Linked DNA regions of Mus musculus: regions 2 and 3 are each linked to region 1. Evidence: chromatin contacts called from ENCODE Hi-C data. All regions are on one chromosome and are shown on one strand. Each heading gives the region's core, a stretch centred on a gene start or an enhancer-like site at or near the end of the contact. The rest is flanking DNA. Distances are from core to core; before and after follow the strand shown. Region 1 holds the start of Hjurp (Holliday junction recognition protein). Region 2 holds the start of Rb1cc1 (RB1-inducible coiled-coil 1). Region 3 holds the start of Mrpl15 (mitochondrial ribosomal protein L15).

Evidence for each region. Hi-C counts contacts between places; a loop is a spot of excess contacts on that map.
Region 2: a map of regulatory T cell shows a loop between it and region 1 (5-fold over the local background). The contact joins the promoter of Rb1cc1 here to the promoter of Hjurp in region 1. A Hi-C loop is called at or near these places in 3 of 37 maps with a recorded cell type or tissue (T-helper 17 cell and regulatory T cell).
Region 3: a loop to region 1 is called in a map of T-helper 1 cell, with 6 times the contacts of the local background. The contact joins the promoter of Mrpl15 here to the promoter of Hjurp in region 1. A Hi-C loop is called at or near these places in 2 of 37 maps with a recorded cell type or tissue (T-helper 1 cell and T-helper 2 cell).

The regions. Positions count from the first base shown.
Region 1 is chr1:88,276,111-88,279,372 of GRCm38, forward strand. Hjurp (Holliday junction recognition protein) reads right to left here and starts at 1,469. Exons shown (of 8, transcript NM_198652.2): 1 at 1,264-1,469; 2 at 1,109-1,175. The coding sequence starts at 1,359.
Region 2 is chr1:6,213,405-6,216,632 of GRCm38, forward strand. Rb1cc1 (RB1-inducible coiled-coil 1) reads left to right here and starts at 1,258. Exons shown (of 24, transcript NM_009826.4): 1 at 1,258-1,553. 4732440D04Rik (a long non-coding RNA gene) reads right to left here and starts at 3,208. Exons shown (of 2, transcript XR_001778783.2): 1 at 3,152-3,208; 2 at 1-1,996.
Region 3 is chr1:4,784,264-4,787,363 of GRCm38, forward strand. It overlaps Mrpl15 (mitochondrial ribosomal protein L15), which reads right to left and starts at 1,463. Exons shown (of 5, transcript NM_001177658.1): 1 at 1,310-1,463. The coding sequence starts at 1,414.

The DNA of each region.
Region 1 (3,262 bases), core at 219-2,718:
CTGTTCTCTGCAGTTAGCTCTCTGCTCCAGTCTCCACCTTAAATCTGGACTTCAGTCTACTGCATGTTAGGAAAGGCCGCGCCAAAAACGTGTCTCTCAGAACAATCAACAAGATGAGGGATTCATGGCAAGCTTGCTAGGACATAGATTTGTTAACCGACAACTGCAGCCCTAGGTGTCTATGTGTTGGCCAGACCTCAGGGAGGGCTCTTATACCAACTTGTATAGTCTCAAACTCTTCAGCAACTTCACTGTTCTCATATAACTGACATCAGTTATATATCACTGACAGAATATATCATTGAAGACAGATGGGCAGTCCAAAATACTCCAGACACTGCCTACCCCTTCACAAACAGCCGCAAGAGCACAGAAAAGCCAAGAGTCAGACAGCACACTTATGGATTCCTATATTGCTGTGTCCTGATCCCATCCAGAGAAAAGCAACCTCTTTGTAGAATTAGTTCAGTTTCTGCTTATTTAAAATGCTTACCCAACACGTGCCCTGAACAGCCAATAAGACAAAAGACAGACTGCACTTGTAGACCCCTGGCAGACTGTGATCCGAAATCCGATTTTATCAATAAATTCAGACAAACATCAGGGATGGGTCTTAGGGAAGGATACGACCTCATCAAATAACAAACTTATCCCAGTTAGAGAACCGATGAGGTTTAAGGTAGTAAGTACACTCACAACATTAAATAAAATGCGTCAGAGGTGGCAGATAATGGGGACTGTCCAAAACAGATGGGTCTACATTTATACAGCAAAGCCCATGAGAGCGGAGCAGTCCTGGGTGCTGTTCCAATGGCCTGACAGGTACTCTGGTGATGTTATACACAACCATACGGCTTACCCATGATTGTCAACATCCTTATTTTACAGAGTCACTTGTACCGCTAATCAATTAGCTCGAACTTCCATGCCAGGCATTTTAAAAAACCAGGCTGCACTGTGTCTCCAGGCATTTCTTTCAGAGAAATTAAATTGGAAATCAGCAACTCAGGGATTCAAGGTCCCTAGGAGCAAGGGGGACAAATGCAGCATTGCAAATTCTAGGCCCACTGTTCTGGCCCAGTGCCAACAGGAAGGGAGGGCTTCGTACCCTGGGGCGTCTCGTAGGTTAACGTCCTCATCTCCACCAACGGGTCGTCCTCAAAGGGCTGGTTGTACTGCGGGGAAGGGAGAGCTGGTCAGACTCCGGGGCGCTGGATCCCCGCCCACCGCGCCCTGCCCGCCTCGGCCGCCGTCCCAGCCTACCTTCGCTATCAGCCGCTTCATTAACGTCTGGAAGCGGCTACTGCTTTCCTTAAGCTGCTGATGCAGCCTGCGGTCCTGCCGACCCATAGACTCCATGGCGTACGTGGCTCTCTGCCCGGCACTGCACCCGCCCAAGCCCGTCCACAGATCAAACGTGGCGCCCCGCGCGCTAATAGGGTCTTTCAAAAGTATTTACGCAACCGATCCTGCCCGCGTTTCCGGCCGCCGCTCCCAGGGAGCACTTCCGGTGGAAACGAGAAGGGGAGGGACGAGAGGGAGGGTCCGCCGGAGCGGGTGGAACATGCGCATTACTTCATGCGGCACTCCCGCGTCCCCTAGAGGCTTCTGGGTGAGTTGCCTGTCAAGGCTCCTTCCTGGATCTACCAATTTCCCAGCTCTTGGGAAGGCTTGGGGAAAGCCAGATCCAAATAACGGTCCTGAAAGGAGTCTGGAAAGCCAGTGTTCAAAAACAAGACGCGTGTAAATGTGCTGAACGATATTATAAACGTGACAGAATCTGTGATTTTTATCCTAGGGTTTTAAAATAAACTTTCTCTCCCATTTCTGATTATAGGCTGTTTCTTGATTGTTATCTTGTTCCTTGAGGGGGTAGGTAATTTGGTGTCCATTTTATGAGGGCATTTACTTCGATTAACATTTTAGAACATTTTCAGAATTTTTGGGAGGGGTTGTCTTCTGGCAGAGCTGGGGGATTGAACCCCACTAGTTGGTTTTACTGTGACTTCATAACAGCTACATTTGTTTGCGGGTATTAACGTGATTATCACGATATGGGAATTAATGGAATCATTACTGAGTATCAGGAAGTCCCTTGAGGTGCCTCTCTACTTCTCAGCCTGCCCCCATAATCTTTTCATGCTGTCCCATTGAAACTGAGGGAGGGAAGAAGAGCTTCCAGGCTCATAGACTGTGGATGCCCACGCAATGTATTTGCAACAAGCGCGGAAGTCTCTTTCAAGATCCTGGGCTTCTGGGAGGGCCGTCGGTCGTCCGACTCTCCTGGGATTGGATGGCGGTTGCCTCATCCAATCTGTCCCTACCCCAGTATGAACCTGTTGCCTGTGGGGATGTGAGAAGGTGTTGCTTCAGAACGTTGGTGGTGGCGTCAACTAGATATGCTGTTCTGTCTCCTGAGCACCTCCAAGCCTTCCCCATCCTGATGGCTGAACTTCTCTGCACTGCAAGCTTAAAGTAAAACTTTCCTTCCTTATTTTGCTTTTTGCTAGGTGTTTTCTCACATTAACAAGAAAATATCCGAGACTCTGTCAATTTACAGATAATTTTGACTTCACATAGATCATTCACGACTACTGTGTTAGAAAGAGGCATTAATAGCTCATCAAAGTATGTTTAGTCAAATAGGCGGAGAAGGTTTCAGAATACTGATTGTCATTGAGAAAAATCAATTAAAGCATTTACATATACAAAACAGAACAGGTAATTTGGCCCAAATACTTATGAAAGTTAAGAGGGACCAAATTAAGTATTAAATAATAATAAATATAATATTGTAATAATAAATCTTACCAAGGGTTAATGATAAGAACATTTAGTAAGAAAGCCCTTCAGGGAAAAGGACAAAGGTCAGAAATTGTCAACAAGAGAGGAGGTGCAATGGGCAGTGCTCTGTCTCAAAACTAAGTTAAGGATGAGCAAGAACAAGGTCTGAGGGCGGACATAGGAAGGTGCCACATTTAAACCTATTGCTTTGTAAGTTAACTTACGAAAGTTAAAAGGGACCAAACTAAATAGTCATGTCCAGTCTAGGAGGTTAGCATAATTAACAACAGCCACAAATATTAACTATCAGGGTGAGCGTGAGGAAATGGATCTCTAACCCTTCAGGAGAGCCTTTGTTATGCAATGTTTCCAGAGGAAAGTGCAGCATGGTGTAAAATGGGCTTTCAAAAAACACACCGTACTTTGATGCCATGGGTCAACATTTTGAAACCTAAGCAATGAAAGACCTTGGCAGGAA
Region 2 (3,228 bases), core at 8-2,507, about 82 Mb before region 1:
GCCATCTCACCGGCCCTGATTTTCCTTTTTCTGTGTAGCCTTGGCTCCCTGAAGCTCATTCTGTAGAGCAGGCCTCAGCTTCTGAGAGAAGGGATTAAAGGTATGTGCACCACCCGGCCAGCTTTGATCTTCATTGTTCTAGCTAGACTGCAATATAGCTTACATTTGTTAATATACTAACAATTTTTCTTCTCTTTAGTCTTGCCAATTCACTACTTCCCCTGGTGCACAAAAATTGAGTGCTTGTTCTTTTTCCATTTTTGCTTTATTTGCTGGTGTAATGTACTAAAATTCCAGTTTAAAAAATACTCAATATGTATAACAGTGTGCATACAAGATTTTTCTGGGATATGGCAGAAGTGCAAAGTTAAAAACAAAGTGAGATAAGCAACAAGCTCCTTTCTAAACAACTCTTAAAACACAACTACTGTTTTTCCAGTGTCTATCACAATAAAGAACTGCAGATCTCAATCAGTTTAATACCCCTTATGTCTCATTTTGTCGGGAACCGCTAACTGTTGGCTTAGAGAGACCATTCCTAAACTTTTACCTCTATCAGATATTCCTGGGAATAGTAATTTAATACGTGTTTACGTCACATAATTGATGAGCCTGCTTGTAACAAACATCTTCTCATCAAACTCAAGTTTTGTAGTTTCAAGTCCTTGCCTAAGCCCGAATACAAATGTAATGTTCTCATAAGCTGACATTCTCTTCTCTAATCTTGATGCTGTTGACCTATTATCGACCTCAGTATTGTTCGGTCGTGCCGCTTACAGTACAGTCCACTTTGCTTCGGTTCCTCTTCTGGACGTGCTCTTTACTTACCTGGTCTGACTCTGGGCCGCCCCACCCTTGCAAAGATGCCAGGCATACTTTCCGAGTAGCCTGCCATTCTGGCAGTCCCGGTACGAGTGGCCCAGGTGACAGTCGGCTGATTTCGGGGCAGCAGATGAGGGCCCCAGATCTGTGCTGGTGCTCACTCGTCAGCCTCCGGTTCCCCTGTTGGGGCTGCCCCAGGTTTGGCGAGGTCGGTCTGCCGCGGCCAGAAGGTCACGCTCACCTTGGGGCCGTCCAAGGCAAGCACCGAAATACCTTCCAGGGTCAGGGAAGGACAGACAAGTTGCCAGCCAGGGACTACGCTCGCCGACCGAGCCGCGCCCGTCCGGCCAGCCCAGCGACTTCCGGATCTGCGCAGACACCTGAGTCACCCCTCCCCCGGCTGGCTGTTTCCCGGCGTGCTCTGCGGCGGAAAGGCCGAGTCGACAATAACAAACCCCACGGCGGCCGCGACCCAGCCCTGCCAAGCTCTCAGTGCCTCGGCCGGCGGACTCGGGTCCCCGCGCGGAGCCGAGGGGCCGGAGCAGCGGCTGCGCCCGACTCCCATCCTTCCGGGCCTCGCCGGGTACTCGGCGGCTGGGCGCCGACGGTTGTGTCGGTTGGCGGCGCCGCAGGGGCGGTTGATAGCCGCCGCCGAGGCCAGGGCGGCGGCAGAAGATGGTGCGGAGGGCCGCCGGCTGTGTTGCTGCCGCGGGCGGAGGAGGCGCTGCCGGGTAAGTGCCGCCCCTGCTCCCATCTGGCGGCGGGCTTGGCCCGGCCGCTCAGCACCTGACGGGTTCGCCGGAGCGTCTGGCGGCGCCGGCTCGGAGGGTCGCCGCGGCAGTCCTACGGGGACCCTGAGGCCCGCTGGCCGCTGACAGGATCGCGGGAGCGGCAGGACGCCGGTGCTCACCCGAGGCCTGAATCGCGGCCTCCGTCTCCAGGGCTCGGTGCACTGGAGTGTCGGGCTCGGGAAACCGGAGAGGGTTTGGGCCAGGGCCGGAGTGCCCTGACGGGAGGAACCTAGAGGTGATGCCTTTGTCCCGACCCCGGAGTGCAAGCATCGGTGTAAAGTTACTCCTTGGAATGACTCAGCCTCGCTCGCCCCGCAGATGGATTTGGGGTGGGGGCTTATGGGAGTACCAAAACTTGGTACAAATGACAGCTTTCGAACGTGCTGTCAGTACTTTCTCTACAGAGTGGTGGATGTGCTATGGTGACTGTTTATGGTTTCGTAATCCTGTCCCTTCCGTCATGAGTCTTTAAAATGTGATCATTCCATGAACTGGTACATAGGACTGATGCCACGGAACACTCGTGGACTCACTTATTGATAGAGTCCCTGCAAGACATTCAGTTGGGTGCGGATGTTGACAAGTCTATTATGAGCGTTAAAATTTATACATTTTGCTAACCATTTTCTGTAAAGAATTGGTGAGACTTACTTATCTGAGGGTTTGCAAAGCTAGCAAGCAGTTTAGAAGCAGCCTAAAAATGAACCAATCTGTGTTCCTAGTCAAATGTTGGTACTGTATTTCAGTAGGTGGTTTTTCTTTTTGGGGGAGGGGATCTATAAATGGACTTGTTATGTGTGAAATATTTTATTTAGTCTTATTACCAAATACAACGCAAATCATCGCTTTCCAATTAAGTTTTTGTTATGTTTTTTAGCATTTATATCTGTTTTAAACGTTAGCCAAGGCTTAGAAGGTAGCTGCTATATTCATCTCAACATTCCAGGAGGCTGAGACAGAAAGATGGCTTTAAGTTATTTGAGTTACTCAGTAAGTTAAGGTGGTCTTGGGAATCATAGCGAGAACATGTCTTGAAAAAAGAAAAACAAAATAAATGGTATTTACATAGTTATGCCATGGGTGTGTCAGGCCCATAATGTAGCATTTACATTGATAAATCTTATTAATGTAATTGGTTAGTGGACTTAGGCAAAATTTAAAAATTTTGTTTTATTTTGAGTTAGGGAAGACAATGAAGCAGCCCTCTGCCTGGAGAGAAGAGGGTTCTCTTGGGGTGGGGGGAGATGGAGGGAACAGGCAGCACTCTTTATGGCAAACATCAGGGTTTGAATGCACAGCAGATTGACTTTACACATAGATCTGTAAAAGCCAAAGGACAAAAGATGAAAGGACTGGTGTCTCCCCCAGTTGTTTTTGTTTATTTGTTTTGTTTCTTGCCTTGTTAGTGTGTACTGCTAGGACTAAAACTCAGTTTCCAGCATGCTCTGTAAGGTGTAATATCCCTGAGCCACTGTTAGACCTGAGAGGAAAATGTTTCAACGACTACCTGATTAAGAGAGCTTTGCTTAGAGGTGTACATTGTAGTTGAGGTTGACCTTCAGCTCTTGGCCCCCTTTTGCCAAGACTTGACACATCTCAGAGTAAGCTGTGGTAA
Region 3 (3,100 bases), core at 213-2,712, about 83 Mb before region 1:
CAACATAGTTCTCTCAGAATGTAGCTGATCCTAGTAACCAAAATACAAGGTGAAACACAGGGCAAAGTTCTAAGGAAGGGATGGGATCCAACAGGAATAACAAGCTCTACAATAAGCTAGGTCCCTGTAGTGATTGCTATCTGCTAGGTTGAGGCAGGAGGATTCAAAGTTCAAGGCCTGCCTAAGCTACAAAAAAAGGGCAAGGCCAGCAACCCCCAATTTTCTGAGAGTCTGTCTCTGAATAAAGCATTTAAAAATCGGGAAAGGGAACCAGATGTGGTGGCGCATGCCTTTAATCCCAGCACTCGAGAGGCAGGGACAGGAGGATTTCTGAGTCCGAGGCCAGCCTGGTCTAAAAAGTGAGTTCCAGGACAGCCAGGGCTCTACAGAGAAACCCTGGGGGGGGGGGGGGGGGGGGGCGGTGAGAGGGCATCGGGAAAGGGTTTGGGATTACAGCTCAGTGGTATAGTGTGCTTGAACAAACAAGCTAAGGGCCTAAATTTAGTCTTCAGGAAAAAGCAGCTGGAACGGAAAAAGAAAATCCTAGAACTAAACAGCCAAAACGAGGCTTGAGTGACATTAAATGTTTTATTTTTAAATTAATCGTAAATATGTAATTAGATCACATATGGCTAAGGAAAACTCCAATTTTTGCTAGGGACACATTCTAATTTCCTAAATTCCTAAAAGATAAGCTCCTGGCAACTTGTCCCCCTCCACAGAATTGTAAAACTGATGTGAAATGATTAATTGCTTCGGTAAAGTTCCTCATGTAGCTGTAAGTTCCCCAGAAATAAAGTAATTGCGACCTTTCAAAGCCCTCCACCTTCTACCCCTTTAACCTGGGCCTAAGGGGAATTGTGGTTGGCTGCACTATAACATTAAAAAATTGGCTAATTACAACTGGATAGAGTCGGGTAGTCTTTCGGTGTTCTCTAACTCCGTAACATCTTTCCCTTAATTGACTTTGTCAACCGCCCCCCCCCCTAAAAAAAAAGCCGTATATTAAGTTACTGTAAAAGCCGAGCAGCCGACCCACAACAGTTTTCTAGTTGCACCCTGGGTTGCACATTGGCCAGCTGGAATGTAGAAAAAACACTGGGATTTTTATAACGACGATAGGCACTTGCTAAGCAGTTCAGTTTAAACGCAATTTTGGATGAATCGTCTGCAGTTCCCGAGTGTGTACCCTCCGCCTGCTTAGCATCCTTAACACTGGGCGCACGCGGAAGGGAGCCAGGCGCCCGCACGCGTCCATCGCCAGAGTGACGCGGCCCCTGCACTCCCCGCACCGCCGCCAAGCGTTTACCCGTTTTCTGGAGTTAGGACTGGGCTTCAGGTTGGCCAGGCTCACTCTCGGCAAGGACCGCAGCAGGTCCAGGCTGGTCCCGCAGCCGCGCGCCGTGCCAGCCATGACCCGCGGTGCTTCAAGGGCGCCCAGGAAGCGGCGTAGACTCCGCGTTGCTTTACGGCTCCGCCCGGCCCCTGTCGCGCTGCAGCGGCCGTACTGCCCCGCCCCTGTCGTGCTGCAGAGCGACCGCATCCGCGTCGGTAGGCTATGTCTTCCAGCTTCCAGGCTTGATGTCTTTTTACTTCGGGGAACTGCATCAACTTTTGTGAGATCATGCTTTATCCTCTGGCTTTGGTACCATTTTGTGAACGAAAACTGTTCTCTTCTGCCCTGTAATGACTGAACACGCTGTACGGTAAAAGTGGGGCCTCATGAAGCGAAAAGTAATCCAAAATGATGTGAACAGGTTCAAGCTTTGAGACTCTGGTAATTCAACTGTTACAGTGCCTGGCTCTAGAATTAATTGTCTAATTAGGTTCAACCTAATAGCGTGCCTTGCAGTTAACGATGGGGGGTGGGGCATACTTAGCTCCTGGGGTATGCCAGAAACTGAGTTAAAGTTAGCCTTACTAGATTCATATAAACAACCACGCTAGAAGCGAGGTGTGGTTTTATGCCTATCAGATCGACCCAGCTGTCACAGCAGATGGTATAGATAGGATTCAAAGCTAATGAACTTAAACTGCCAAACATATATTTAACTCTCCAAATTAAATGATTTTTAAAACTTGTCTTAATACAAGTAATATAGAAAACAATGTGTTCATTTTTATATTCTTTTTCCGTTCCACTGTCTTGCTGGAGAATTGCTCCTACCAAGCTCTATCAGTTATATAGTGAAGGTGAGACAATTTAATAAGCAGCTGTTTCTAACTCAAATAAACCTTTATTTTTATTTTATTGATTCATTGTGAATTTCACATCATACACTCCAGATCCACAATCCCTCCGTCCTTTTTGCCCTTGCAAACCCCCCCCCCCCCAAAATAAAAATAAAGTTTAGGAAACCTCATCGTGAAGCTGTCGTGTGTCACAGTGTGTCCTACAGTATACCCTTTTGTCCATACATTATTACTTGCAAATGTACATTGCAATGAGTCATTGGTCTGGTTCTAGGTCTCTGGCTTCTGCTACACCAATATTGGATCCTCACAGGGACTCTATTCGGTTATCCTGCTATTGTCCTAGGTCACTGAGATCCTGCAGCTCTGGATCAGCAGGACTAGCTAGCCCTTTCACATGTTCCAACAGGTTACACATAAGGTAGATATCGGGGTGAGCTACTCAAAACCATGGATTTGGGCCTGGGGCCAGAGCCTGCTGGTCATTCAACATGGAAACCACGACTTGGGGTATGAGGATGATTATAGGAAAGGCAAAAAGAAGATGGAAGAGACAGATATGGGAGGGCTACAGGTCAATACCACCACTAGCAGCAAGTTTACTTTCTCAGTGTCTTTTAAAGGCTAGCAACAGAAAGCATGACCAATTCCAGGAAGTTAAACAATGAACATGAACATTTATGTGATAAGTGTATGGTACACACTATCCATGTTTGACTAAGGCCATTTCCTTCAGGCTTGGACAGTCTCTCAAGGACATATGTAAAAGCAGAGGAACTTGGCAGGATATAATGCATGTCTTAACTAAAAGCAAAAGCATGTTAGCAGACTCATTCATGATTAATTACAAGCAAGAACTCAGCCAACATTAACTCTGGAAGTGCTCCCCACATGTCCCCTTTTTATC